Linked DNA regions of Mus musculus: all the other regions are linked to region 1. The links are chromatin loops, found by intact Hi-C in ENCODE. Cell type or tissue: left cerebral cortex. All regions are shown on one strand. Links, peaks and the distances in the headings refer to the core of each region. The heading gives the core; the rest is flanking DNA.

The links. Hi-C counts contacts between places; a loop is a spot of excess contacts. Peaks named below come from ENCODE experiments on the same cell type or tissue, not always from the same donor. Only the 100,000 strongest peaks of a DNase experiment are listed, where the experiment ranks them.
Region 2: a loop joins it to region 1, with 2.8 times the contacts of the local background. A loop is called at or near these places in 10 of 42 quality-filtered maps.
Region 3: it touches region 1 in a loop (7-fold over the local background); 5 of 42 quality-filtered maps call a loop at or near these places.

What each region holds. Positions count from the first base shown.
Region 1 is chr11:96,737,457-96,747,624 of GRCm38, reverse strand. The region is part of intron 10 of Skap1 (src family associated phosphoprotein 1); the gene reads right to left. Among named protein-coding and RNA genes, the nearest start is that of Snx11, 35 kb to the left of the region's middle. In left cerebral cortex, for the core only: a CTCF peak has its summit at 5,425; DNase peaks (open chromatin) are centred at 4,379 and 5,343; H3K27ac peaks cover 277 bases.
Region 2 is chr11:96,280,017-96,290,184 of GRCm38, reverse strand. It overlaps Hoxb8 (homeobox B8), which reads right to left and starts at 8,280. Exons shown (of 2, transcript NM_010461.2): 1 at 6,799-8,280; 2 at 4,860-6,022. The coding sequence starts at 7,222. The coding sequence ends at 5,715. Hoxb7 (homeobox B7) reads right to left here and starts at 3,539. Exons shown (of 2, transcript NM_010460.2): 1 at 3,058-3,539; 2 at 22-808. The coding sequence starts at 3,457. The coding sequence ends at 555. In left cerebral cortex, for the core only: a CTCF peak has its summit at 5,525; a DNase peak (open chromatin) is centred at 5,792.
Region 3 is chr11:96,290,588-96,300,755 of GRCm38, reverse strand. It overlaps Hoxb6 (homeobox B6), which reads right to left and starts at 1,682. Exons shown (of 2, transcript NM_008269.2): 1 at 1,165-1,682; 2 at 1-87. The coding sequence starts at 1,579. It overlaps Hoxb5os (homeobox B5 and homeobox B6, opposite strand), which reads left to right. Exons shown (of 3, transcript NR_131758.1): 2 at 7,202-7,381; 3 at 9,491-9,719. In left cerebral cortex, for the core only: a CTCF peak has its summit at 6,055 (motif pointing right); a DNase peak (open chromatin) is centred at 6,049.

The DNA of each region.
Region 1 (10,168 bases), core at 1,359-9,358:
TCTGACCAAAGTTAACTCCCTCAAGTCAAGCTTTTGTGTCCGTGAGGTTGCAGGGCTTCCCATAAAGCACTGGCCCTACGGGGATTAGCTGAGATGACCCTTGACTTTTGACTCACACTTTGCAGACTCCTTTGGCTGTGATGCCAGGAGGAGGGACCAAGCCTTGGAGATGTACTCTCTGTCAACTCATAGAGGGTGCACACTGGAAGCAGATGAGACTCAGCAGGGCACCTGCCAAGGCCAGGCTCCCAGTCAGGTTGCTCTTGCTCGAGGGGAGCGCTGACCTGCCGACCACAGATGGAGTGGGCTCAGCACAGTGGTGAGACCAGAAACGAGTTGAGAGCAGCTCTCTGCCCTTCAAAACAAAAGAGCCGGCAGAAGAGTGAAGAGGAGAGCAGAGTCTCAGAGACCATATGTGTCATGCTGTGGAAGCCTGGGAGCTTAATCAAAGCACCTACAGGTCCTGGGATCCGACTGTCTTTTCCAGATTTCATCCCCTGGCTGGATACCGAAGAAAGGGCTGCAGGGCTGCGGTTTAAAGCATGAATGGAAATTTCGAGCCTTCTCTCCCACTACCACCCCCCATGCATTGCTCCAGCCCAGTCTGAACACCACGAGGTATTTTAAAATAATTTCTACTTTGATGAATTGCTGGGGAGTCCACAATTGCTCATAATCAAGGGGAGAAAAATGCAAATGAGATCCGGCCGAGAACTATCACCACCAAACGTTTATTTCACTGCACAGTGCCAAAAAGAATTAAAACAACATTAAACTCACAGCAATCATGTTTAAGCCCTCGTTTCCAAGTGCCAAATTGCACCACTCTGGATCATACAGATGTTCGTTAATTATGCTAATTTTTATTAAACTATTAAAATGGAGAGAATACTGGCTCAGCCAGGCAGACCCAAGCTCTGAATGAACTCTTCTACTGTCTAGAGGTGCTAATTTACTGCTTTTTTTATTAAGTTGCTGATTCTTGGGTTTTAGTTTTTAGGATCGAACTGAACTGAATTTCTGGGATCAATGTTTTCCCCATAAAATCTGAACTTCTCTTGGCCCAGCTGTTTGGAAAAAAATTGGGAAGAGTGCTTTGAGGCTCCCAGGAGATGTACAGACTTCTTCAACGCAGAAGTGTCTCTACCTTCAAACTGGGGACACATACCTATACATATCATTGTATATATCACTGGGGCATCCAAACTACACATGTTCTCCACTCCATGACTCTGTATACTATGAAGGCTAAAGGTGAGACTTTAATGGTCTTTTTGTTGTTGTTTGTTTTTGTTTGTTTGTTTGTTTTCGAGACAAGGTTTCTCTGTGTAGTCCTGGCTGTTCAGGAACTCTCTCTGTAGACCAGGCTGGTCTCGAACCCAGAAATCTGCCTGCTTTTGCCTCCCCAGTGCTGGGTTTAATGGTCTTAATGGTACCGAATTATTACTTGAATAAGTTCTAGATTAAAAAAAAAACCCAAACCCAAACAAACAAACCAAGACCCCACAACAAAACTCCTCACATGTTCTGCTTCACATCACATCTCATCTGGAAGAAATAAATATGGCATGTTGCTTTTTTCCACTTTTGATGAAACATCTGTTTCTCTCAACTTGAACCTTGTCAGATCTCCCTGAACCCCTTCCACTCCCAGCGAAGAGGTTTTGAAAATGAAAGTTGGTGTTTGGTCTCCATGATCAGGACAGAGGGACGATTGGCTTGGGTGAATGGCAGGTTGGATGAACCTGAGTTGCACACAGTGCTCACTGTCACCCACAATCAGAAGTGTTTATGGGGGATGGCACACAGCCCTAAAGGGATGTATGCTGCTGATCACAATCAACAAGAAAAAACAAAGCCAAAAAAACCCAAAACAACAACAAAACCAACCCACCAGACCTGCCATAAAAAGAACAGCCGATCCTATAAACAAAAAGCAGTATGGTCATCAACAACAGGCATGTCACACAGCTTGACTCTGCCTCCAGTGTCTTCCTATTGCTGTTTATGGTTTCAAGACTATGATAGGCCTCCTCAGTGTTCCTCCTGTCACAGGGCCTTGAGCCTCTGTGTGGTGCTGTAAATACCCTGTCAGTAGGTGTCAGGGGACATCAGGGAGAAAACCAGCAGGCGCCTATCATAAGCCTTAAAAGAGATTAAATACCCCTACTCCATGATTGCTACATTTTAATTTCTCTCCTCCCTGCTGGTTCCTATTTGTATAAGCTCTTCCATGGCTCCCCTGGAGTAGCACAGACATGACCTGGAATGACCATCCTGTCTTGGGATGAGAATTCAATTTCTAGGCTCAGTGAATCCTAGGCTGTTCCAACAGAAGGAGCTCACAGCCTCTTAAGGCTTCAAGTCTTACACTGGAATCTGTCAACCCTTAACCTGTCTATGGAGGGATGGGAAAGACTTTTTCTGAATTCTCGAAATTGGCATTACATTTTGGGTGGAAGTATACGTGGGTCCCATGCCCGGAGTCTTCATTAGATCCTCAAAGGGTTTATGAATCCTCCCCAGTTTACAGACGAGCACCCTAGAGGAAAAGACAGTGGATTTCATGGCCTAGGTCTGGACTTTGTCCTATTATTGACTCTACTAACTTTACTGAACAAAATATAATTAACAACAACAACAACCAAGAATCCTTGTTCCTCACTTGCTGGGGTTTTCTAGGTGTGGGTCCTTTCCTGAATCCTGCCTGTATCCTCTCCCTTCCTGACCATATTTGCCTGTCATAGGGACCAGCATTTACACTTTGACTTCAAAGGCTTTCATAGATTTCAGTGGCTTTTGGCACAAGCCTCTGACGGGCTTAGCTCCATTGAGAAGGCTCTGTTATGGAGGCCTTGGGTGAGTTCCTTTTTCACATCAAAGTGGCCTCTAAGCTTCTGTGCAACAAGAGGCCCTGAAACACTTGAGACTTCTATTCTCTTAACCATCAAAGTTCACTGTGTTAGTGTTGTAAGTGAGAGGCTCCCTCTTGAAGAAAACAATCAATCAGGCTTGGACACAAAAGATCAATAAGTGCCTGATATATGTATGGGAAAATCCAATCAATCGTGGAAGTATTGGTTTATGATTGCTTATTTCTCCTAATAGAGATCATTTACCATATATTATCATTAGTAAAGATGTGAAATTTGAATTCCTAAGCAGAGTAGATTGTATAGTCCAAGATCAACACACACACACACACACACACACACACACACACACACACACACACACCCCTTCTGGATTGGCCTACAAATTCTGAACTCCTAAAATTCAGCTTTGGGAATTTTCTTTGAGATAGCCTAAGCTTTAAGAGAACTTGGGGGGTTTAGCTCAGCAAGTTCCCATCTGCAGGAAGCAGAAAGCTAGGAAGAATTGTTTACCAAAGACGGACATACCCATTTTTCAGCACAAACCATTCTGTGAGGAGATTTTTCCTGAAGGGATAAGGAAATGGTTGGCTGGTTAGCTGGTGGTTTTGTGACACTGGAAAGGATGGGAGCCCAGCGCTTAGCTAAAACCTTGAGTCATTTGGCGGCCTCTCCAGGCTATTTTACACTGTGCTTAAGGTTCTTGGCAATCATTTTCTCTTTTTCCATTATTCAGAATTTTGGTCTATAGATCATAACACAAATGAGTCATTAAATTTGCTCCAATTGAGCCAGTTTTATTTATTGTTACGTTTCAGGGAACTTGCTATCCTGATGATTGATGGACCTGCTTGTCTGAGGAGATAGGTGTTATTAAAAGGGAGAGAGAGAGAGAGAGAGAGAGAGAGAGAGAGAGAGAGAGAGAGAGAGCGCACATTGGAAGGTGGGTCAGCAAAAGCTGTTGGGGGTTCACAAGGACAAGTCTACAAAGCCCAGGCCAGCTTAAGAACAGAGTGCTCTGAGGAGACCGTGTGATCCACACGGAGGACCTGGGAGCACTTGAGCGAGAGGGAGGATACAGCCTGAATGTCCTGAAGAGGGTGTGAATGAACACATGACCTCGCAGCCAAGGCCAGGGAGGTGTGTAGGATCTGTGCACACCAGATGCTCTTGGTGATGGAAATGTGTGTGAAAAACTGTGTGCAGTGCAAGCAGAGGCCACAGAGAAATCATGGAGGGAGGGGTAAAGAGAAGCAGGTTTGTAAAGAGAGCCAGGAATGGAGCAGACAACTTACACTTCACCTACCAGAGAGAGGGGAAAGGCAAGGTAAACATTTACAGACGGGAGGAAACAAGGTGCCCGGTGCAGAATTCAGGAACAATAGAGGCAGCCCCATTTCAGAGCTGATAGAATTGTGATACCATGTGAGACGGGCATATTAATATGTATTCCATAAACTGTGCAGCTCGCAGCTCCGCCACTCTGTTTTGCTCTGACCGCAGTACCAGCCTCAGGCACCGCAACACAATTTGGAAACAATGTGACGGAAATGTTTAATCTGCTCGGCCCATCTGTGCTGCGTATTTCTCCAGATCTCCCTGAGAGAGGCGCCTTGAATCTCCACATTGCCTTTAATATTCTCCTAAATCACTTCCCCACTGCACTTCAAGGGCCATTGCTACAATATCACAGGTTCATCTAAAGTGCAATGGGGAGGGGGGTCGGGAGGGAGGCACAGGCTGGGAGATTTTTTATTTTAAAATAATTTCCAGAGATCGTCTTTTCTGCTTCCTTAAAAAAAAAAAAAAAAAAAAAAAAGAAGAAGAAGAAGAAGAAAAGTTATTCTATTGTTGCTGTAAGGTTATTGAGGTTGTTTGGTACAAAACAGGGTAGGACAGAGTGGAATCATTCTCCAAAGAATTATATTTATTAATCTCCATTCTCTCAATTGAGCGTGGGAGGGGTGAGCAGCTGCTTGTTTCTCATCTCTGTTTTGCACCTTGCTAGGGTGAGGTGCTCATTAGGGGCTGTGGCTCTCCGTTCTCATGGCATTGAATTTGGGCTTGGTAGTTCTCAGGGCTAACTCTGCTGCTTTGCAACAAACAAAGCAGTATACATTTAATCCCTGCCCAAGGTGCCCTAATCAGGAAAGGACACTTTACATTTTAAATTTGGGCAGAAACCCATAGGTTTTCTTTCCTTGTAGTGCAGATACTGAGTGTTGGATTCCTGCTGCATTTCCACACTTGATTTCGCCAAATTCAGCTATTTGGGACTAGAATGTGGGTTCGGTGAAAGAGGGGACAAGTCGCTGTGTTTTAGACCCTAGATGAATGGGAGAGAGTTGCACATCACCAAGAAAATTAGGATTCCTTTTGCTTTGTGAATTAAAGAAATGAATAATTTAATCCTCAAGATTGTTCCGGCGAGGGAAAGGCGAACGTCCCAGTTGCGGGGGCCCTACAGCCTGTCGGTGTGTTACATCATCTGCACACATAGGCGTTTCCATGACAACAGCTTATAGCTTCATTTCCTGGATCCCTCTAGGGGGTGTCACAGCCAGATCCACCTGCTTTTCACCCTACCCTCGGTGGGGTCATGGTAAGGTCGCCAGAATAAATGAACGCGGGTACTAATGATCTGTTTACTGCTGTTTATGCTTGGTGTGTGTCAGGGGCATGCACATTTAGAGAGCTCATTATGGCTGCAATTAGAATGCACCATCGCTAGATATTTAACTCCTTTTTCTTTTAAATTAGCATTTTAATAACATTCTTTGAGCAGAGAAACAAAATGACCATTTTTCACGGACAAACTTCTAGCTGTAGGTGCAACTTTAATGGCAAAGTTGCGAAGGGGAAAGAAGGGAGAGAGGGGGAAAAAGGCCATTTTTACTACTTTCACCCCGCCTCCCTACCAAAAGGATATTTTTATTTGCTTTCTAACACACTCAATTTCCTAAATTTGTTTTGAATCCAATTATTTTGGGTGGTTTAAAGTACCGTGCTCTTGTTGGACGGAAATTAGCAGCGATTGAAATTAACTTTTTATGTGACCTGTGAAAGGGGCTAAAATAATTACAAGTGTAGAAGAAATCCTCCTTCCAGGAGACCCTAGCTGTAGGACTGGGCTGTGAGACCATTCTCAGAACACCTTCATACTGCCACCACAAGGACTTTTTTTCTTTCTTTCTTTAAGAAGGTGACTGCTATGTTTGTCTTTAGAATTATCTTACAGAGCGTAAGTGGTGACAAACACGCCATTATACGCAGGATAAATAAGAATCAGATAGAAAGACAACAATAGCGGGGTATGAATTACCATTTTAAAAAGGTCAGATGGTGGGAGCCTCCAAGAGCAGGAGAGTTGGAGCAGAGATGAAGCAATGCCGACAGAGACGGACTTGGTCAGGGTATTCTGGAGGCATAGCTTTTTAGGGACCAGACGACACCTTCTCTAGGTGTTTACAGATGCTCTGCTTGTGTAAAGTGCAGTGAAAAATAACAATTTGAATGTTTCGATTATCTTTCCCAGTCCCTTCCATTTTCATTATTTATTTCCTATAAATCGGGACTTTGCTGAACATAATTCTGCAGACAAGGAGGTGGAGGGGACAGCTGATGTGAGCGTGGAGATAGATGGTGGGTGCGTGCAAGATAGATGCTATGCGTTTATGAAAAGGGAAGGCAACCGTGGTGAGCATCCACAGGGTAGAACAGGCAGGCATGAGAACATTTTATGGATGGAAAAGGTGTAAGGAAGACGGTGGGAACCGGCGCAGTGAGCCTACCCTCCCGGAATCCACGTCCAAGTTCTGCCTGAGATGTCCCACGCTTGCTGTGACTCCTGTGAACCTCATGCGCCTTTCCATGACAACAGACAGGATTTCACAGCCTTGGAGGCTTGGGAGGTCAATAGTTGAAAAGCAAGAGTTAGAAAGAGAGATCTTTATCCACAGCAAAACAATCCCAGAAGTCATTCCCACCACACTACACACACACACACACACACACACACACACACACACACACACACACACACACACACACACACACACCACACACACACCACACACACACCACAGAAGAAGAAAAAATTAATGATGCAGCAGGAAAAAAAAAAAAGAACCTTTCTAAAAATGCAAGTTTAAAATGTTTATGCTCTCGCCTCAGCCTCGCTGCACCTTAGAATCTGCCATTTCATAAACAAAATACTGATGGCACAGACTATCATTTGGTGATAGCTACCCCAGGACATATCTAGATGCACTTCTGTTATTTTAATTAAATACTGCATTATGGTTTGTGACAACTCCATAGCTACTGCGTAAATGAATTCCGAATTAAAGTGTTACTTAGGCATCCAGTAATTTTTGTTTCAGTTCTCAGTTTTACAAAGCAAATAGCTATAAAATCAAGATGTTCATTCATTTACAGATGGGGGAAGGATTGTTGTTGCTATTTTTTTCCCCCCTTAATCCTCATGCACGAGAGGAATCTGGCTCCCGACACCCTCAGCTTATGAGCCACATCACAAAGAAAAACACACCCTCTCGACTGGAATGTGAAACACTGAATATTAATTGCTGGTATTATGTTTATCTTTGCAGTAGAGTCCTGGCTTTTAACAGTTGTCCCGATGGGCTGCAGTCTTGAGCTGCCAGGAGAGTCTTCTCCTTTGTTGAATGGTTAGGAACCTATTTGGTTTCATTTTCTTGAAAAAGAAATTGAAAAGTGCATAAAAGCTCCATGGAAGTTTCTGGATTTGGAACTCCTCTCAAACATAGTGTATTAGTAAGGACAGAGAAACTCTTGTGCCTTTATGCAAAAAAAAAAAAAAAAAAAAAAAAAAAAAAAGGGCATCTCTAAAAAAAAAAAAATTTAATTTAAGTATGTCACCATCCCCTAAATGAACTGGAGATATAATTTAATATCACCAATTTGTTATAGTTTAAACATTGCTTAATTGGTAAATTATGAGAAAAGTTTGGAGTTTTCTCATTTATCAGTTCAGAATCTCACTCAAAATATAGTAGGGCAAAAGGATTTTTTTTTGCTCAAATCTTGAGGATTTAATTGTCATTAATATGTCTTGTCACATTAAAAAATTTAAAATAGCAAGTTTTCTGAAGACATCATCTATTATTGGTCTGAGAATCAATACAATCTTTTAATTAGTATTAAATATCTTCTGTCCGTGGATGTCAGCAGCTTCTCGCTTTCTGTATTCTCACGGTTGCCCCTGACTTCCCATAATGAATCTTCCAACTTCGACAGAAATTACTGCTCTGTATGTTTGCTACGAGACTATAATGTGCTTCAGTATTTTGCAAGTTTGGTTGGAGTGCTGAAACCATCCGATCTGGAGAAACCCTAGCAGGAGAGGCTGAGGGAGGCTGGGTTCCTTCTGAGAACGTAATTACACAGAAACAAAGCTTTCGCGACTCCTTTTAAATAGGGCACATCACTGAGATGTCATCTAGCCTCTCTAGCAGATTAGCGAGGAGTTTATTACTAAATCTCTGTCTATTAGACATGTAGCTGACTCTGGAGGAGCAGCTTGTTATAGGACTGGCGGCAGGAAATGGAGGGAATGTCACAGTTAAAGACACAAATTTCCCCTGTAATATATTCGAATGGAAACCTCTGAATCCAATACTACATGGGCATATCTAATAAATTCACAATATTTCAGTCTCAACAGCCTTCGCCGGTTAGTTTTAAAGATTTATGTGGTAAAAAATTACTCGGTGATGAATATGGTTTACTCTGTGCAGTATTGGAGGTGTAAGGAATTAAACTACCGTCTTTAACAGTGAATTTATTATTACCTCTGTCAAAAGACGAAGCCTTTAACAGCATTTGTTATAAATTCACTGCAAAATAAATGGCTGGCTTTTTTTTTTTTTTTTATGCTGGAGTTTGTAAAGCGTTGGGCAATTCTGAGCATTAACCTAACCCCTTCATGGCTTATATGGTTCTGTGTAAACATCTGGTGTGGGACTTTCTACCTGACTCTGGGGTGTGTGCGTGTGTGTGTGTGTGTGTGTGTGTGTGTGTGTGTGTGTGTGTATGTGTGTGTGTGTGTGTGTTGAAAGTGAAAGAGCCTGTCTAGGACAACAGTTTAGAAATAAGGAGATTAAAGAGAAAACTGCAGTTGTATCCTCTCTCTCTTAAAGGGTTTTTATAAGAAAGAGACAGGATCCAAGGGGCCAGGGCTGTCGTGCAGTCGGCCCCTTGCTCGCAGGCCTACGTGCATGCACGTGCACACAAACAGAGGCACACAAACATGGGCTCACAGGCCTATGTGCATGCACGTGCACACAAACAAGCAGCCTCTCCCTTTTGTCCTCTCCTGGAATGGGTATCCCCTCATTTATAAAAATTACCTGCAAGGAATGAGGCTGCCAGGGTTTGTTCTAGACGATTGGTTCCTGTCTGGGGGAAAGGAATGGCCTCCACTGAATTTGACCGGTGTATGACCGTTGCCTTCCAGCTGACCCCAAATCCCATTCGCATCCCCCTAACTCCTGCTTCCCAAAGGGGTTATTAATGAGAGAAAATACCACCACCATCATCATCTTCGTCATCACAGCACGGTGTTGACCTGCTTGTTAACATGCAATGGGGTGGCGGGGACACCTTCTGCGTTTCCCCCATGCCATTATAAATAAGAAAAGATAGCTTCTGATGGTCTACCCCTGCCTACCCCTTTGGTTAGGTCAGAGGTGAATAATAGTTCTTTGACAGGCATTGATCAGTTTCATCACACTGTTTGGGCAGTCTGTGCCCCAGGCCTATATTTCCCCACTTACGACTCCCAAATTACCTCCCAAATAACCTTAGCCCATCCCCCCACCCCCACTCAGTCAAGCTGGGGGTACGACGCCTGAGGAAGTCCTAAATGGACACTAGATGTCACCAAACACCTCCTTTCCCTCAGAGCCCTGAAATTAAAAATAAATAAATAAATAAATAAATCCTTCCTTTAAAGCAATCGAAGGGATTAACTTAGGGGTTTTTATGAGCGGTGTTGTCACATTCAACTAAACACACCTAAAAGAGGAAATATCATTGCACGTTCTCTTTCTCTCTCAAATAATATACAGATTTTTTTTTTTTTAAAGAAAGGAAGGAAGGAACAGCCCAAGGGAAGAGAACGGTCTATATTCTTAAGTAGTCCTTTAAGGAGGTAAGGGGGAAGAAACCCCTGGGTTTTTTAAGTCCCCTTACAACAGGCATTATGTTAACACAGCCCAGGTATGCCCGGCCAGGCCTGCTACATTTAGGCAGCG
Region 2 (10,168 bases), core at 847-8,846, 460 kb after region 1:
ACAGAAAACACAGCGTGTCTGTTGATATTTAATCCTGTTTTATTTTCCATCCTTCAGATATACAGAAAGAGGCTCGTGAATAGGACCTAGAAACAGCAGCCAAAATGCACCAGACGCAGAAGCTAGTGGATCCTCAGGGCTCCATACAACCCCTCTAGTACTGCTACTGGGAAGTATGGGGTAGGTAAGGAACCGCACTAATCTGTTCATCTGGAACCACAGTTCACAAAGACAGCTTCAAAGAGGGCTTACAAAACAGCAAGATTTTACAAAGACCTTACTAGCAACATAGAAAAGGGGAGGCACATTCCAGAAAGCCACAGAACAGGTAGATAATGTCCTTCCGATACTGTACAAAAACAGACAACACACTTTCCCATAGGTAGTATATTTTTTTACAGTGTTAAGAAACCCAAATTTCACCCTTCTCTTTCCTTATTATTTTTAGACCTCTTCATTTAAATAGTTTGCCCCTTTATTTGAGTTTCATGCTTCAGTTCCCATAATTGGGTTCTCCCTCTCTTCGCTTTCCTCCTCTTGGCTTTCTCTGTCCCTCACTCTTCCTCCTCCTCCTCCGCTTCCGCCTTGTCCTGGCCGGTGGTTCCCGGTCCTGAGGTTTTGTTCTCCTTTTTCCACTTCATGCGCCGGTTCTGAAACCAGATCTTGATCTGTCTTTCGGTGAGGCAGAGCGTGTGCGCGATCTCGATGCGCCTCCGCCGAGTCAGGTAGCGATTGTAGTGAAATTCTTTCTCCAGCTCCAGGGTCTGGTAGCGCGTGTAGGTCTGGCGGCCTCGCTTTCGGTCAGGCCCTACACACAGGATTAGAGAGAGAGAGAGAGAGAGAGAGAGAGAGAGAGAGAGAGAGAGAGAGAGAGAGAGAGAGAGAGAGAGACTGTGTGAAAAACACCAACAGAATTCTGACCCCCTTCCTAGGTGGTTACCTTGCTGGAACTACATTAATCCCCTTTCACTACTAGGTGCAGAAAACATTTTCTTTTCTTTGTGTGTGTGTGTGTGTGTGTGTGTGTGTGTGAGAGAGAGAGAGAGAGAGAGAGAGAGAGAGAGAGAGAGAGAGAGTGTGTGTGTGTCCATAAGAGTTGTTCTGTTTTTCAAGCTGGGTCATGCTATGGAGCCTCTGGCTGGTTTCACACTAGCAGCCATCCTCCTGATTCAGCCCCAAGTACTAAGTGCTGGGTTCCCAGGCCAGCCCCAGCACACCAGGTAGTCCTGTCATCCATGAAGGGTGGTTTTGCTCTGCCAGGAGCTTCTGAAAACCAGGTAGTTCTCAGCTGCTGGCTCCCTGAGACTCTATTCCAAAGGGGCTAACACAGAAAGAGAGCAAATTCTGTCATCAGTCACTCTCTAAGGTCAGGGGCACCAAGTCTACCCTTTCCCCATTCAGGTGGCCTTTGAGGTACAGGGCTCTGGAAACCATATTAGTGTCCCTAGAGTGGGGCTCCAGGCCTAGTCTGAGAAGAACAGAAATAAAAGGAGCCATAGGCCCAGTCCCCACCCAAACTTGTTGTGGAATGGGGAAGAGACAAGGACATTATTTCCTTGGACCTTGGCATTAGTAGACTGACAGAACTTGGCTCTGATGATTCCTTCCCAGTAAGTATCAAGCAAGGTCTGACTACTGCCTGCCTTCCTGCACATGAAACCTACTTGTCTGAAGCAATATTTGGGCCTCCAGGACTGCAAGGAAGAAAAGAATGACCAGAGTCTACGAGAGAGAGCAAGGTGAAGATTCCTATGGTGGGGCAAAAGGGTATCTGAGAACTCCCAGCATAGGCTCAGAACCCCAAGGAGACTGGGGAGATGCTGGTATCCGCCCTCTTGGGAAGGAGACAGGAGAGGGGAGAGAGGCTAAGGACCTTAATTTCAAGTCAGCTATAAGCCAAGCTGAAATATTTACGAGGTGGGGGGGGGGAGGGACTTTGATAAACCAACTGGAAGGTCAGTTCAATTACAGGGTAGGTAACAGGAACCGTGAAGAACAATAGTCAAGAAATGGTTTCCTCGTGGCCCCCAAGCCCATGAGTATAGGAGTCTCTGGCCCGGTTGGGTCTTCTGAGCCTTGGAGTTGGCTCCCAAGCCCACCTGCCTCGGGGAAATGTAAAAGGTGTGCGAGGAAGCTGTGAAGGAGACCTGAGGGAAGAAAACCTATGGTTCTTAAAGCATCGTGCACTCCCTAAATCTTGATTTGGTTCTGAAGAGTCCTAGCCCTCCCCAAGAGGAGAGTCATCTTTCTGGAGTGATACCACCAAACTTGGCTGTTCCTCAGGGGCCCACAGAGCCCTTGGAAAGACACCTGGAAAAAAAAAATAACAAACAACCTATGCTCTCCTGGGGAGCTGACGGGCCTTCTAAGTCCATCAGGAGGTGGGGGTCAGTAGACTCATCGCTCTGGGTCTCAGACTAACTCCTTCACCACTCTTTGACTCTGTGTCCCTGTCTGGGTCCTCATCTCTTCTGTTTCCTCTCCCCCATCCCACCAGGCCTCTAGAGCCCACCTCTAATTGTCCTGATGGGAATAATGGGGGAGCGGGGTTGGCTAGAAAGGAAGGGGGAGGGGAGAATCGCTTAGCGCCATGGCCCCCTCCTCCATATCTTGCCCAAGCTAGGGCTGGGGGGACACACCCAGAACTGAGCTCTCAGGCAGGGAAGGGGGGAGAGAGAAGAGAAAGACCCTAATGGCTATTCTCTGCAAACCCCAGCCTTTCTAGGCAAGACAAACGGCCTCGTCTCCAGCCCGTGCCGGCGCTGCTGATAAATATTTAAAGCTAAAAGGCCGGGAGGAAGGGTTGGGGGCGGGCTGGGGGCTTTGAGCTCTGTGGCGTCGGCAAAAAGAGATCCGCTAGGGCCTGAGAGCACTGAGCAAAACTGGGAGTGGGGGTGGCGCGCGTGGTCCCAGCCCAGACTTAAACGGCGTGGCAATGGCCGATCTGCAGCCGGGAATAACCTGGACACAGAGAAGGGTGCCCTGGCCGGAAGGGAGCCCTTCTGGGGACCGTGGCCCGGACACTGCGGCTCGGGACCGCTCAGAGCGCGGCTTTACCTGAGCTTCGCATCCAGGGGTAGATCCGGAAGTTACTCTCGGCCGCCAAGTCCGAGTCCCTCTGCTCCTTGGCGCCAGCCGCCTTGGCGGGGTCGCCCGGACACACCCCGGAGAGGTTCTGCTCAAAGGGCGCGCAGTGCATGTTGAAGGAACTCGGTTCGAGCCCGTAGCCGGCCGCATAGACGCCAGCCGCGCTCTGGCCCGCCATGGCCCCCCCGCCGGAGTACAGACCCTGCACCGAGGCGGAGAAAGGAGCGCCCGGACCTGCTCCATAGCCCGGGCGCTGGGGGTTGGAAGCAAAGGCGCAAGAAGTTTGTTCGGGGAAGGCTCCTGGAGCGAAAACCGAACTTGCGGCTGGATATTTAGAAAATAAAGCATTCGCATAATACAATGAACTCATAATTTGGCCGGATGATTTGTAGTCGGGGACGTTTTAGTGTCGGTTTTACGAGATTCCTTGATATATTACAGAATTAGAGTCCAGATTTACACCAAAAGGACCCCCTTTTTCCTCTTCTGACCACGTGACCCCGGCCCACGTGATATCCCCTCGGCCAATGGTATGACGGCCTCCCGGAGGCTCCCAGTAATGTGGAAAAAATTGTGTGGCGTTGGATTTATAAAATATGATCAATAATGAATGGGAAGGCCGAGCTCTGCGGATTGGGGCTGGGGGCTTAAGGGCCGCTGTCGACCCCCGCGGGCTGGAGGCAGCTTGCAGGCGAGATTTGGGGAAGAAGGAATTGAGTGGAAGAGAAAATAAATAACCTCTGAGGGAACCGTGTTGTCATCCCCCACCCATTTCCCCCAGCCGGTTACAGAGCGAGAGAGACGCAGGGATTGAATGTTCGCAACTTGGTGGGTGGGTGCTGGCCGAATATTTATTAATTTGGGTTAATTCATCCGAGCTGCTGCTCTTCTCCCAAGAGGAGGCGAGCCTGGCCTCCCGGTTGTCTTAGTGCCCCAGTTGTAGTAACTAGATGTGACCAAGGCGTCCCTAAGGCAGAGATCCAACCCAATAAGGCGTTGGACGCTGAGATTTCTGATGACAATAAAAAGATATACAAAATTTAAAAAGAATGGAATGGGGGCTGGGAGAAAAAGGAAGGGAGGAAGGAGGCTTGGGTCCGGCTCGCTGCTTTCCCGGTTCCGGAAGGCGGATGCCTCACTCACTGGAGCGTGGCTGCCAGGAAGGCAGAAGCAACGAAGGAAGGAAGGCTGCGGCAAGCCGAGGCCTAGAAACTGGGAGAAAGTGACGACGTCCCAGAGAGGGGAGGTAGGGAGGAACCGCTTCCCTCTGCTCCTGTTTCCCCAACCTGAGTCCAAGGAAAAAATGGAAATAGAAACTCAGAAGTCTTGCGCTGCATCTTTCTCACCCCCCCGTACCCCCCCCCCCAAACACACACACACACACACACACACACACACACACACACACACACACACGGAAACAAAGAGAAAAGCGGCGGGGGACACTAGCCACCAGCCTGGGTAGATCTCTTCCCAAGAGCGGCCTGGGCGCTGGAGTCTCCCTGGTCCTTCAGCCTCAGAATGCAAGGGGAGGGGGTTTCTCTTGGCTCCCCTCCCTCGATCCTCTCTCCTCCAATCACGTTCAGCCGCCTCCCTCACCCCCTGCGCCCCTGGGCCCAGGGACTCGCACCACCTGCTTCCAGCCCCCGCCCCCGCCCCCTCCTCTCAGCGACCTAGCCTAGGCCAGCCCAGGAGCCTGCTGACCAGCTCCCCCCCACCCCCAGCCCTGCAAGGCGCCTAGGAGCGAATGAGGAGCGGCGGCCCGGGCCAGTCTCGGGTTCTCGCTTGTAAACTTTATTGTAACTCTTCCGCCCTTTTCAGGCGCAGACAACAGAACAAAGTATAGAGGAACAACAAAATATATAATTAGCCCTCCCTCCCCCCCATAAAGCAATTCACAGATACAGGATACATTCTCTTCACAGTAAACCTAAGAACACTTTTAACAATGCTCACAGCGCGCATGCTAACTAAAGTAATCTCTTTTGAGAAACACTTAAGACAAAATTGTCAAACCAAAGGGGGTGGGGGTGGGGGGACAGGAGGAAAAGAGAGAAGCAAGAGAGAAAGCCAGCTAGGGAGGGCAGCGGGGAGAGGGGGTTGCGAGGAAAGATGGGGACGCGGTGAGAGAAAGAGAGCGAGAGAAAGAGAGAAAGTGAGCGGGAGACAGAAAGAATTACGGCGTGAATAGGCAGTTTCATGTTGTTGGGAAAACTTAGCAGAAATCGGTACCTCGGTCATTACAAAGAAGCACGTTCAAAGGAAACAGACCATTGCACAAGGAGGCTTTTTTACATGGGGCGGGGGCGAGGGGGTTCTGCCAGGCCGCAGTCGATCACCCTCGCAGGACGAGGGAGTCCTTGCTTAAAATCCTTTTCTTTTTTTCCCCCCGGACCCCCAAGAGAAGGGAAGGAGATCCACGGTAGCTCACACACAGAAGCTATTACGAGATACTACCACTAGCGGGGACTGGCGCGGCGGGGGACGCTGCTGTGGGAGGCCCAGCTCCTGGCTCCGCTCGCGGGGCCGGAGCTCTCGGAGGCGGGGGGCGGGCGGCGGCGGCGTGGTCGCGGGGGGGACCGGCGGACGTGCGGGCTAGTCCGGGCCCGAGCAGTCCCAGCTGGAGCCTACTTCTTGTCACCCTTCTGCGCATCGCCCTGCTCGGCGGTCTCTGGTGCCCGCTCCAGCTTCTCTTTCTCCAGCTCCTCCTGCTCGCATTTACTGCTGGGAAACTTGTCTTTGTTGTTCTCCTTTTTCCACTTCATTCTCCGATTCTGGAACCAGATTTTGACCTGTCTCTCTGTCAGTCCCAGCGCGTGCGATACCTCGATCCTCCGCTTGCGAGTCAGATAGGGATTAAATAGGAACTCCTTCTCCAGCTCCAGGGTCTGGTAGCGACTGTAGGTCTGGCGGCCTCGCCTGCGTCCGGCGGCTGCTGGGAATGGGGGAAAAGGGCGAGACAGAGGGGAGGGTGGGGGAGGGGGAAGAGACAGAGAAGGTTGGAAGATTCGTGAACCAGCCTAGGAGACCAGGATAATAAGGGCAGGGGACCCTTATGCGGGGGCGGGAGGGGGAGCGCGGAAGACGCGGTCAGCGGGGGGGGGGGCGAGGGGGGACTAGACAGCCCTGAATCTGCAGGGGCCATAAAGGAGGAGCCCCTTCTCTGGTAACTAGAACCAGAATAGGGGGTTCAGATACATTAAAAGTGCCATAAAGTTTAAGAGGGTGGATGTGGAGGGGGGAGTAAGACTAAAAAGCCAGAGTGGGGACCTCGAACCCACCTTGAAAAGCCCCCAGAGCCTCTGCCCCAGAAGAAAAGTTTCTTCAGGGTAATTAAACTATAAAGCAATTGAGAAGTGCAAACGTTGAGCGCCCCCACACCCACCAGTCTTTCTCCACAGCCCCCATAAAACAGTAAAAGGGGAAAGGAGGAGAAGAAGAAAAGTTAAGGAGGGTGAGGGGTTTATGGATTCAGGAAATTCGCTTAGAGACACCCCCCCCTCCTTCAAAGGAAGCAAAAAGAAAAGGGGAAAAAGAAGAAAAGAAAGTGGGACAGAAGGGAGAGGAGGTAGGTGTTTGGAACGGAGCCCACAAGTCCTCTAGGAGCAGAAGATACTCCCGGACTGCCCACCAGCCCTCCCCCCCCCACCGGCATGGGGGCCCCCCTGGCCCCTTCCCACCCTGTCAGGTCCAGGTCGGACGGGAGCTCACCTTGAGGGCGCATCCAGGGAAAGAGCTGTGTGGGCGACGGGCTCTGCTCAGACCCCTCGGCCTCCTCGCCCAGGCCGCTGGCTGCCGCGAGCTTGCAGTCTGCGTACTGCACCAGGTCTGGATCCTGCGCACCGAACAGGCTCTGGCGCTGCAGAGGGTCGTAGCCGTAGAAGTTGCCGGGGTCGCCGTGGCACGCCACGGCGCACGGGTTCTGCTGGTAGGGAGCTGTGGACAGCGACGATGGCCCGTGGTAGAACTCCTGGATTTGCGAAGGGTGCTGGAAGCTGCCGCCGCTGCTGGGACCGTACACCACGGTGGGTCGGCCGCCCAGGTCCTGGGCGAAGCCGCAGTCATAATAATTGGGGCGCAGGGACTCCCCGGTTTTGTATTTGGAGAACAGTGAGTTGACGAAATAAGAGCTCATTTTATTGAATTTTGAGGCGGCGGCGGCGGCGGCGCAGGCTGTAGTTGGGGGCTGTTGGGGAGGGGGTGGGGAGGGGGAAAAGGGAGGGAGAGAGAGAGAAAAAAAAACGCGGATTCGCCGGCTCCTAGTCACCCTCGCCAGGAAAGGAGAGGAAAAGGGAGGAGGGGAAAAAAAAGAAGGAAGGAAGGAAAAGAAAGAAAAGACGAAGAAGATCTCAAAGCCGCCACACTTTTTGTGATTTCCAGGAATAGAAGAGCGAAGCCTGCAAAAGTCTAAGCCTGCATGGCAGCCGCGGCTCGCTCGCCCTCCCCCCACCCCCCACCCCCCAAACAAAAATATACCGCCACTTAAAGAGGTCCTCGCTTTACATTTCGAAGAAGGGATGCCAGTTCATAAACAGTTTTCGGTGATTTACTTCCCTCCAAATGAGTTGTTTCATATTTTGCCCCGTCTTTTCACCATCATTTGCATCCATTAGAGACCCCGCATCCTATTGGCTTCTGGGTACTCCTCCCGGACAGAACGCAGAGCGAGGGTGAGAGCGAGAGAGAGCGAGTGCGAGAGAGAGCTAGAGCGAGAGAGCGCCAGGGAGTGAGGAGAGGGCAGAAAAAAAGGAGGGGAAGAGAAAAAAACACCCAGGGAGAAAGAGGGGGAGAGGGGGGGAGAGGGAGGGGGGAGAGAGAGAGAACGAATACGGATTAAATCTGTTTAACTACCTACATTAATGAGATATCTCTTGCCTCACAACAAATCAAATACCTTCGCAGACCACCCCCAAAGACTGATGTGGGGGAGTCACGGAAAAACACCATACACACACATCCACAACGCTGAGCCTGGCGTAGGCACGCTGTTAATTTCGCGATTTTAACGAGGCAATTGGAGTCTTTCTAAATGTCAGGGTCGCTTCGGAAAAATGTAAAAGAACACGGTTTAATTGCACCGAGTTTTAAAAGGTCCTATAAATGTAATTGGTATTTTAATACAAGTTATCAAATCATACAGCTTCCTCTCCTAAACATATTTTCAAACAAACGAGGTAGTCATATTTAAAGCTTTAATGATCAATTTCCTTATTATTGATAAAGGTTTAACTATCGTGTGGAGGGAATTGGCTGGGTAACCAGCCCCCAAAAAAACGGCTGTAAACTCTTTAACAAACTATAAAACGCAATAAAGCCGGAGTCTGTTGTTGTTTATGCTGCAGCGCATAAAAGCTGTTAGCATTTTACGAGTTCTTTCCTCTACAGCTATAAAACTGCAGCTTCGATCGCCCCCGCCGCCCGACTGAAGCACGGTGGGGGTGACTTAGCTGAAATGAGACCGATTATGGGTTGCTGTGGATTTTTTTTTCCCTTTCGGCACAAACGGTGACTTTCCCCGAGATTTTCTCCCTTGCAGACACACCTGACCCCACTGGCTCTTATGAGACCCCAAACCACCCCGAGATCTGTCCTCACCTAGGTCACGCACATAACTTTCCCTCATTAAGCAAACACGCGAGATTTTCTGTGGAAAGGGAGTCTGAGAGGGCCTGAGAGAGGAAGAAGAAACTTTCTGGTTAATGGGCAGTGCTAAGGTGGAACAAAGTTCTGCAGGCGGCTGCCAATTCTGCCATTTACAGGAGCTTTACCTGCTGGTGGTTGGGGGGAGCTGCAAGAGAAAGGGGGGGGTCTTCTGGAGGTGCTTTGGCCACTTTAGAGGGAAAGGTCCAGTGATATCAAAGGATGATATCTCGTGTGGCTGTAAACCTGTGCCCCGGGCCTTGGCATTCAGAAACCAAGCCCCACTGACACCCAGCTTTCTGGGGCCAACCACCCATTCCTTCTACACACAAGCCTTCCAGGTATAGATAGTGACCTCTTCATCCACACAGCAAAAGAGGTAAGGGTAGTGGAGACTAAGGCTGGGTACCAAGGCCTTGGTTACTGCTGTCTTATGCTCTCCCGTGCCCAACACAAAGGTGTGGGTTTAAAAGGCACCTGTTATTGGTATATGTCCCCATAGCCATTTGACCACCTGCACTAACCTTGGAGTGGAAAAAAACAAGGCCACCAAGGTCTCCATTTCCCCTCTTCTCTTGTTGGGGTGCCTTTAGTTGGACCTCCAGCACCTGAAGATCTGAGGCCTCAAATCCAGAAATGACTGGCTGCCCCACTCCAAGCCCAGGCCCTCCTCTGTGTACCTGGCACATGGCTGGTGGGGGGGGTCAAACCTTAGGGTGGCAGGCAGAACCAATGGTCTCCTGAGGGAACTGACTGGAAAGACAGAGAGAAGGAGAAAGAAACGTCCTAGAACAAAGGCAGAGTCAATTTTACAAATAAATTAAATCTACTGCCCGTTCTCTAAGGTGCTTCTTTTTTTTTTTTTTTTTTTTTTTTTTTTTTTTTTTTGAGGGGTTCCATGAGCCAGAATCTTTGTAAAAATGAAACCACGTTTCCAAAGAAGCTGCACTAAGGGTTTCACTCGGCCTTCTGAAGTACAGTGTATATAGAAAGGAGAGAGAAAAGGAGGGGGCCAGAGAGAGGGAAACTGAAGCAAGCTGTGGGGTTTTGTTTTTCCACACGGATGAGAGGTCGGTGAGGCAAGCTAAAGCAGTGTCAAGTTGTTGCTGAAGTGAACATTTTTATCAAGTGCGGGGGATTTTATGGTCATGATTTGAGGACTCACTGGTGGGATAGAAATTCAATGGCTTGTTCTAAATCATCCCTACACCGTGCCAGAAATTTCTGATGGAAGGAAAATGTTTCTATTATAAGAAAGAAAAAAAAAAACAAGAAAGAGCTCGGAGATCAGTTATAAACACCCAACGGAGGGCAGATTTATTGGAGAAACTCAAGTTGAGAAGACACTCCGCTGGCCTCTTTACACCTGGTCCTGCGGAAAGAGAAGAAGCCACACGGGGTTCTGGGGTCATTTTTGGAGGCTCAGGTTGGAGGCAGGTTC
Region 3 (10,168 bases), core at 1,211-9,210, 450 kb after region 1:
TATAGTGAAATTCCTTCTCCAGCTCCAGGGTCTGGTAGCGTGTGTAGGTCTGGCGGCCTCGCCGACCGCTGGGCCCAAAAGAGGAACCTGTTACGCAGAGAGGAGAAACTGAGGCCTGGGGTCATCACACCAAGCCCATAGCCCCTCCCCCACTCGGCCCTCAAACGTAAAGCTAGCCTGTCGGGAGTAGTCTTTCCCCCTCCCATTCCCTGGTCCCCGTTTCCTACTCCTCCAGCGCCCCCTCCAGATTCCCTCCTGGACTCCGAGGCCTGTGCTTTCTTTCTGCCTAGACTTTCAGTGGGGGGAGAGGAGGGGCACTTGGACTCTCACCTGAGCTTGGGGGAGGGGCTGGCCAGGTGTGCCTCCTACGAGCTGTATCTTTTCTTTCCCTTCCTTTCCATCCATCCAGCCCTCCCTACCCTACTCGATGATAGATTCTGGCCCTTAATCCCTAATGACGTGGATCGATTCATAGTCCGCATTAACAGCCCCTCACTTTCGTGTCCTGCTAATGGACATCAATTGGGACTTGAAGCCCACAAATAATCCAACCTGAGACCCAGGAGCCAGTTTGTTCTTCTCACTCCCTCCGCCTGTCCTCTCTTCTTCCTTCCTCAGACTATACGACCCTATGGTAGTGTCTCACAGCTCCCTGGTCCCCCTTCCCCAGTTCTCCTCCCCCAGCCCCAGGGAAACACAATCCAGGACCCAAGTAAACTCGCCCTTGCCGGCGTCATGCCACCCCTCCCCTTTCATGACGCACTCTTGTTTTTAATGGAGTGGTCTTTGGGTGCGGGGCACCCCCCACCCCTCAGATCCGGACAAGAGCTAGGGAGAACATAAAGGAATACAGGACCAGAGACTGAGTCCCCTAACCTCTTCCGGATCAACAATCCTAGCCTGACTTAAGTAGGGAGAGCCCACTTATTCCCCCTGCCTTACTGTGCAGCTGGGACTTTGCAAACTTTGCAACTTCTGCGGGCAAGAGGACTGATCTGGAGGTCGGGGGGGGGGGCAATCTTGCTCTATCTGCTGAGATGCCCACCTAGTTCCCAATGGGAGAATTGGGGTTGGGGGATGCTGACACTTTCAGTCTTTCTGCTTGCCGACCCCCCCCCACACACACACACACACAGACACGGGACAGCGGGAAGTCTCACTCACTGTTGCACGAATTCATGCGCTGCATCCACGGGTAGACGGGCGTGGAGCACTTCTGCTCCTCGGTCTCTCCGAACACGCTCTTGTCCTGTGCGCAGTCGGACTTGCGCGGCTCGGGGTGGAACGGGGGCGGCTCGTCGGCGCCGGAGAGAGCGCAGGCCGCGTCCTTCTCCCGGTAGAAGGCAGGCGCCGGCCCATAATCACAGGGCGCCGCCCGGCCGTAGCCGCCGCCGGCTGGTGGGTAATAGGAGGACGCCGCAAAGCCCTTGTCCTGGCCGGGTCCCGGCCCATAAGGCGCGGGGTAGTGCCGCAGCGGGTCCGCATAGCCAGACGAGTAGAGCGGCAGCTGGCCCAGGAAGGACTCCTGCCCGCTGGCCAGAGTGACGGGGAAGGTGGAGTTCACGAAATAGGAACTCATCGGGAGGGGAGGCGCGCGAGGCCGCTGCTGCTCCGCCGGGTTTATGATTTGTTGTGTTTTATAGTCCGAGCGCCGCGCCTATTAGTAGTATAGCCGAGATTGGGTTTTAGCTGAGGGGGGATGGCGAGGTGCCAGTGAGGGCCAGAAGGAAATACAACCATCTGATCCAACACTGACCAATGGCAGAGGCAGGAATTGTCAAATAGCACCCAGGAGGAGCGCAGCCTGCACGAGGGACCCGCGCACAAACCTATCAACCTTTTCCCCCTCCTTCCTCTCTCTCTCTCTCTCTCTCTCTCTCTCTCTCTCTCTCTCTCTCTCTCTCTCTCTCTCCACAACGCGCCCTGATCCACCTACGTATGATCTGCGAAAGAGACGTCTGTGCTTTTGAGGGAGGAGGAAGCAGTTAGATGAAGATCATCCCATTCCCCAGTGATGAAATAAATACAACCTCCCCCCCCACCCCACCCCACGCAGGAATAGGGAAAAGTTAATTGTGTTTTCAGAAAAGTTAACCCCTGCGTTGCATGGGCCCGTTCCCTCAAGGGAGGGCTGGGTAAATATCCTCGAATCTCGTTGAGAGAGAATAAAGGGGGAAGGTCTGTTTCTAGGGTTTTGTACTGGTGTGGTGGTGGTGGGGGGTGGAACGAGAACGGACTTGTCCGCTTATTTGCTTCATTTTAGAAACAAGAAAAGAAGAAACACCCTCCTTTGAAGGTTTGGAAAATCGTTTATTGTTTATCAGGCCTGTTTCCCCCTTTTAAGTTTAGGTTTTATTGTATCCCGACTTCAACCCAATTCCCCAGCTTAGAGGAGGGCAAGCCAGTTCCTTCTGCCTAGAAGACCCAAAAGAAGGAAATGTCAGGGGTGTGTGAGCCCAGTTTCTCCCTCTGGCTGCTCCCCGAAGCTATTTGCTATTGCTATTTGGCAAGCCGACCATCCGTATGCCCAGCACAGCTCAGCCGTCCTGGCTGCAGTCTTGACTGAGACTGGGCCCTGGAGAAAGAAACTAGTAGTCCTTAAACTTGGTGATGAAGGGGAAACCCCAGCCTAGGTAACTTTACTTGTTTTCATCTCTATTCTTCCTGCAACCCTTGCTTGGTCTCTCCTCATCTATCCTTATCTCTCAGGCCAAATGATGTAGCAAGAATCCCTGGCTACAGATTTTTAGAACCAAAGATGTTCCCTGTAAATCTAGATACTGGGGGGAATTGTCTTAGAAATGTTGAGTCTTCAGTATTGGAGACCGAGAGTCTCCTCTTTTTCCTACTCTCTTTATAAACTGGTGGTTCCCTTTGAAATTCGCATCCCAAGACTTGGTTTGGATTTGATTTTATAAGGAGAGAAGGCTGCTAGGTCCTCCTAGGGACTTAGTAACCACCTTCCAACCATCAAACTGGCATGCTTGCTCTAGTTCTAGACACTCACAACACTCCTGTCTCTCAGCCACTCTACAGACCACCTCCCACGTCTCATGTTTATATCACCTTCTTAGCTGCTGTAAGGACTTGGGAGTGGAAGAAAATAGCTATGCTCTCTTCCTCTCTCATCCAAAGAAAATAAGGACAGATCCCAACCTGGGGGACACAAGGTATTTCTGACATTCTAAAATGCACACCCAAGACAAACAGTGTATCCAACCTGAAGACAGGGAGGATTGGTTGTAAGACGGTGCCTGGGGTCAGGCCAGGCTGACCCACCTCTGCCTTGTTCTTTGGGTTCCTTTTTGTGAGCCAGCTCTGCCCACGGTTAATAGGAAAGGGCTGAGGATGGCTGATCAAGAGGGAGGATTTATTTGGCTGCAATGTGGCCTCTGAAGTTCTTTGAACTCATAGCAACTGCTAGGCTGTCCCTTTGTGGCAAAATGACCATTCCCGGGTATCTCTCTTAGCCTCAATCCAGTGGTGGAGGTGGTGGGGCATAAAAAGAAGCTCAAACCTCCTAGTGGTGAAGAAAGCATTGCTCTCCAGTCTAGAAATGCTGGGCCCATGCTGAGAGAGGAATAGGAGCTATTTCATCAAGGCAACAAGGCACGGGAGGACCCTCCCCCTTTCTTGCCACTGAGGCTGGGCCTTGGGCCTCAGCCTTTCTCCCTGGTCACAATGTCCTCATCATAGGAAATACTGTATAGCTGTCCATGTAAAGTATGGCCCAAGTAAGAGGAGGCTTTCTCCTGTAATAGAGGCGGGAAAATAATTGCTTTATCCTTTAGAGCAGCAACCCCTGAATTAACCTCACCTCCGCAGGTTGCTTGTCTGAAGATGGAGCCACAACGGCCAGGGCCAGGGCGCCTGGAGTCGGGCATGAAAGGAAATAGCGCCTCATCGCTCTTATCTAAGCCCAGAGGTATTTATGAGCGTTTATTCATCTGATCCGTTTGTTTGGGAAAAGGAGCAGGCAGGCAGAGCTGAGCCAGAGACTGCCTGGTTTCTGGAGCCAGATCTCTAAGGATCTGCCTGTGGTTCTGTCCACCTCAGTTTGTCTGTCTTCACTGGGAAATAAGTAGACACACAGCAGGCACCAGCCAGTTCTCCATTAGGGTTGCCGCCCCCTCACTCACAGAAGGAGGGATGTAAATATATACCAAGTCTTGAGTACACAGCATTGGGACTGTCCTGATACCCCACAGGCAGGATTTATAATTGTGATTTTCTGTGCTTTGAGTCTGCAGTCCCGTGGGTAAGCATGTACATTCCAGCTCCCAGAGAAATGTTGCTTAAGTCATTTTCAGCTCAGGAGAGAAAATCTCTGGAAGGTAATCTTAGGAATGCCTTTTGCCTGTATGAGGAGGTGGTGAGACAATATCTAAGCTTCCTATTTCTCTGAGATGACCCCCCCCCCGCCAGATCCTTGGGTAGTGGGTACCTTCTCCTGTTCCATCCTCAACTTTACTTAGGATGGGGGGAATGAAAAAATCTCTCAAACCCAATCCCCCCCCCCTTCTGATCGTCTGAAATGTTCCCCAGTAGTGCAATGTGATGGCGCCTATAGATTGGAGATAGACTCTTTACGTGGACACTCGGCCCTAAAATCGACTAGTCCAAATCGCGAGGTACAAAGACCTCATTTCCATTATGCAAATGATCGGCATCCTCTCTGATCTTCTAGGAGGAGTGGGCAATCCTTCTCTCCCTCCTCTGCTTCACCCTTACCCTAAGAGCTCCGAGGTGGTTCAAGCCCTGTACTAACCTGACTTCCCCCTCCCTATGTTTCCTTCTGGTTGCCAAAAGAAAAAAAATTAGGAGGGCCCCCAGACCTTCCTGCTAGATCCCTTGGGGCCTCCTGCAGAGCGAGCAACTCACTAAGCTGGGTCTGGCCTTCTAGCCGCCAGAAAGTCACTCTTAACGCACGGAAGGAAAAAAAAAGCTTAAAGATTTGCTCTAGAGACCTCTAAGGCTCCTGGAAGCAGCAATGGTGTGTGCCCCCAGCACTACACAGCCCCTAGGCCCTCAGCTCCCAGCCAGACCTTAGTAACACCTTGCCCAGCCTGGCACCGCAAGCAATTTCCTGGAGCAGCCCTCCCCCCGCCCAAGAACGGGGGGGGGCACAGCACCTTGAAAGGGGCGGCCAGAGCTTCCTCCAGCAGCTTGAAAGACCGAGCTAATCAGTAACCGGTGAGACAGGGGCCAAGACTCCAACGCCTCTGCGGAGGCGCGCACCCCGCCCTCGCCACCCCCTTTTGGGAAAGCGGTTCCGTTAACCGGGTGTGAGGGGTCCGGCAGGACAGGAAATTACAGTGTTTTGTTTTTTTTTTTTTTTTTTTTTTTTTACGATTTCTCCTCACTCATGATGTTCTACCAAAGCTTTTTTTTTTTTTTTTGCGCGATTTCGCTTGAAACGGTCGAGAATGGGGGAGGGGACCAACACTCACTTGCAGACACCAACAGTTTCCAGAAAATTCAGTTCAACTCCTTCACCACGGACTCGCCAGCTTAGGAATTGGCAAAACCCACAAACCAACTGGAAGAATACAGACTGGGTTTGTCTTTTGACAACCGAGTGGAACTGCCTGGCCGGCGCCTCCCTTAACGGGACCCCCTCCCTCCCTTGGCAGAGAAGAAAACTAAATAAACCTTGAACAGATTTGGCCTCACATCTCTCCAGCGGTCCCCAGTCGTGTCTCGTGTCTTAGGTGGTGAGGAAGGTCGTAGGTCTGAACCCTCAGCCCTTTGGCTCAGTACCCCCTGTCCGTGGGTTACAGTGTTACTCCTCTAGACTCCCTTTCCCACTACCAGCCTTCAGGTTTGTGGCTGGGATGAGTGTGGAAGGGTATGCAGGAGACGGGAGAAGGTTGAGGATAATGTGACAAGAGACTCATTCCGCTTTCTAATCTGCACTCGGGGACTAAGAGGACATCAGCGTGGGCCGGTATCCCACCGAACTGCGCGACAGGGGCTCAAAGCAAACCCGCAGGGCTCGGGGAGTGTCGAGCGATTTGCTGTACCAAAGCCGCCTGTCCCCGAACGGACGGTAGATGGCAGCAAACTGCATAATTTGGGTCAGAGGAAACTGTCTAAGGGACGATTTATAACCCACCAAGACTACAAGGGGAAAAGACCTTTAGTTTGAGTGGGTTTGGAGGGTATTTCCCGCCGCAAATAGGATCCGAGCGTCCTAGATGTTGGCGATTAATTTCGCTTGCTAAGAAACCAAGGTCTCTCAGTGAGGCCCTTTCAGGCCTGTGTCTAGAGCTTTTTATCTGGGCCCCCAGGGAACCCCAGTCTTGTGCCACAAGTGGCTACGTTTCCCTCTCCTAATAGCCCAGGAGACCAATGTACCTACACACTCTCCCAAGACACTAAAATCGGATAACCTGAGACCTGAGCCTGAACCATCTATCTGCACAGGCTCCTTAAGAAACAAGAAGACAATCCTTATTCATGCAAACCAAACGAAACCACAACGCCTCCTGTCCTTCATTCATACCCACAGTCACTTATCTCTCTGTCACTGATAGCTTCTCTGGGGACCTTTCGTCCCATTTTATAGTCCTCACCAGTCAGCCTGAAGCCTATCAACCACTTTAGGAATCTGTCTCATACCCAAGAGATCTTTCCCCCCCCCCATCCCCTCCCCCACCCCCAGGAAGCCAGGGAACAAAAATTGGGCGGCGAAAGACAGGACTTAACTTTGAACTCAGACTCCAGGAGGTTTTCCCAGATCATACATACCATTACATTTTGTATCCCAACCCACCCACTCCCATCCTCCCAGACATACACACCAAATGGATTTGTGTGTACAAGCCTGAAACAACATGCTAAAAGTCTCTTCCCAACCGCATTAAAATCCAGGAAAAGTTTGAAATGTGCCCATAGCAGATATACAATTTTCTCCACCAAAATCCATACATCTTATACCAATAAAACACAAGTAACAAGATCAAATCACACAGAGACCAACAGACTTTAACCTACCGCATTAAAACCACAAAACTCTCTCCCTGCAGGCTCCCTCCGGCTGGCGGGAGTGGCAAGAGACCGGTGGCAAAAGAGCTGGGAGGTCTTCGGCTAGCTTCCCTTGCTTTGGGTTCCTTCACCCACAACCCTTTATTTTCAGAAATGTCTCCGAAGGAAGATAGCGAACATTTCTCTGTGAATTGTTCTTTTTATATCACTCTAGACGCCTCTTCGCCCTAGGCTGGCCTCTGCGGAGATTCCAGGCCCCACAGAGACCAGGACTTCCCTCAGCGCCACCGCCCCTCGTGCCAATGCAGCCGGGAAATCGCCATTACCCACACTGGGCAAGAGAAACCGCACGGGGGCAATCGGAGAGGCCAGGAAAAGGGAGAGATGGAGGGAGGTGAGCACAAACCCACAAGGGCCAGAGCGACTGGCCAGCGTGGCTGTAGCCCAGACACCCCCCACCCTCGCTTTTGCAGACCCCTCGCTGGAGATCTCTCCCAGCTAAAAAAGCAACATAAAACCGGCCTCATAGGCCCCTTTCCATCCCTCCTCCCCATCTTCCCTGCAGCCGGTCCCCCTCCAGGAAGCAGCCACCCCTGTCTCTACTACAGAATTTCCTGGGAAGCCTCTCCCAGCAGCGCCCAGAGGTGGGGTTCAACCCTGTCTTGAAATGGGGGGAGGAGGAGGGAGAAAAATCTAAGCCCCACCCCCTGCAAGAAAAGGATGCAAAAGAATAAGAATTGTAGAATCTTCCTTACCTTTGCAGAACTTGGGGGATTTTGCCCTCCTCCGGATTCAAAAGGATGTGGAGGGAGGGATAAAGGAGCGTTCGGTATCTTCTTCAGCTTCCAGATAATATTGTCCCAACCTGAGAGCCGTCGTTTCCCCTTCTCAGACTTGAGAGAGAGGTTGTTTCGCTTTTCTGATATTTGCATAGAAAATGGAGTAAGTTCTGGCTTTGAAAAATGATATCAGGCTGCAGTCCTGGGCAGATTGTCCATTTAGCCTTCATGATGACTAAAAATCCCAGATCAGCAAGTAAATTAAGAATCAAAATTATTTTAGGTTCTCTCTTTTGTGTAATTCCCACCCCTCCTTCCCTCTCTCAGCCTTCTCTCCTCTCCCCCCTCTCCTTCTCTCTCTCTCTCTCTCTCTCTCTCTCTCTCTCTCTCTCTCTCTCTCTCTCTCTCTCGCTCTATCGAGCTGATATTGAAGTATAAAAATATCAAGAGGCTGGAGCCCTGAAGGACGGTAGTGCTCCGACCTAGGTGTGGTGTCCAAAAGAATGCTGCATTATAACCACCAGGGAAATGATAAAAAGTTCATGTTCACGATCGCCCGGCCACATGACCGGCGCCGGCCAATCGCTGGATTCAACCACTCATAAACTTCTATCACAAAGTTGTAAATTTTCATAAAACAACAAGGAATTTATTGCATTTCTTCATGGCTGCTCCACCAGCAACCCTTTTCTCCGTCGCCATCTTCTTTTCTTCCCCTTCTCTTTTTAGGGAAACCCCAATCTGAGACAGCTGAGATTTGGGGTGCAAGAATTCAGGGTGGAGAAGCCATAATGGTTCAGCTAGAACCGGGGTTTTCTCTGGAACCTCCACATTTTTTCTCAAGAGCTCTGTCTGTCTTTTATAGTAAAAGTCCCCACCCCCACCCCCAGTCCTCCACAAGGGAATGTTCTGAGAGGTGAGGCCAAAGCAGCAGCCTGTGTTAGGAGCTGCTATCTGCTTTGTGACAAAAAGAAAGCTCCTGTACCCCCTCTCTTCATCTGAATACCCCACATTCCTAGCCCTAGAGACTGTGGGGTTCCCCCACCTGTGCGGTTTGCAGCATTGCAGGTGTGGTGTGGGGGTGGTGGGCGTCAGTCCACAGGGTCTAGTTTTTGCCTCGGGAGGGAAGGTGTCCTGGATAGGGGCCAAGCTCGATACTCTAACAAGCAGATTCTCCACCTCAGCACCTCAGAAACTGGGGTGGGGGGGAGGGAGAAGACAGATCACTCCCGCCCCAACGCCTGCTTTCGGGACCAGGTTCCCCTGTGCTCGCCAGGGGTTGCAGCGGTCAGTTCTGGGGAAGCCGCAGGTTTTAAGGGCTTTTTCTTACAAATTGAAGCTGCGGGTTTTAAGGGCTGTCTCTTAGAAATTCAAATTAAGCAGATTTTTTCCGGAAACCAATCACCTTTTTCAAGCCCTTTTAGTTTAAGATAACCTTCTTTAGACAACTGAGGGTTTGTAAACGAATAAATATTAAAAACCAGTACCCCATGTCTAGGTGAAAAGACACTGTCGTTTAGGTTTTTCAGCGATGAAGGATTTACGAAATCCTTGATTTTATTTTAACAATAACTCACTCCGTTTTCCTAGGCTTTCTTTAAAAAAACAAAAACTACATTTTAGGTTGAGTTTCTGGTAACCAAACGCAGAAAACGAAATAATCCCCTTTAAAAAAAACATATTTTTCTCTCCCTCCCCCTCCTGTGTGTGTGTGTGCCCCTCAGAAGGTTCCAGGTTGGCCGTACTCAGGAGCAGGCCGAACGGCCCAGAGGAAGCCCTGGCGTCCGGTGCTGCCAGGCTCACTGCGGACGCACCCCAGCCCGGTAAACTCACTGTCGCTCGCCGGGACTGGTTTCCCTTCAATTTAAAAATTTCATGTGGATCGCCCATGCCAATTTAGAATGAAATAGATTTAAATACATAAAGTAAAAATAAATTGAAATAAAAGCAAGGCATCTGATGAAAAATGTTTGCCGAGTGGGAAAATTGTGAGCACCCTGGCAAGTAGGTTGTCCTGGGGAGGCTAGGAGGCCTCTACTTGCTGGCCTGGCCTCTTCCCAAACCACCTCAGAGTAGAAAGGATGGGTGTTCACCCTTCGCTTCCCTTCCATTTGTTTTTTGAAGGCCTACTGTTTTGGATTTTATCACTGTACTTGTGGCTGGTCACTAGACTCAGATTTCATAGTCTCAGTTAAAGGCCTGGATAGGAGAAGGTGTTTGTAAAACTGGAAGCTTTTAAACTGGGGAGGGGAGGGAGTTGTGTTTTGGGCCTGTGTGACGGAACATATGGTCTCATGGATGTATTTACTTAGGGGCAAATGTGACTCTCTGTTTATTATCCAATGTGTGAGTGTACATTGGTGTCTGTGAGTGACTGTGAACATGTGTTTACTTGTGAGTGT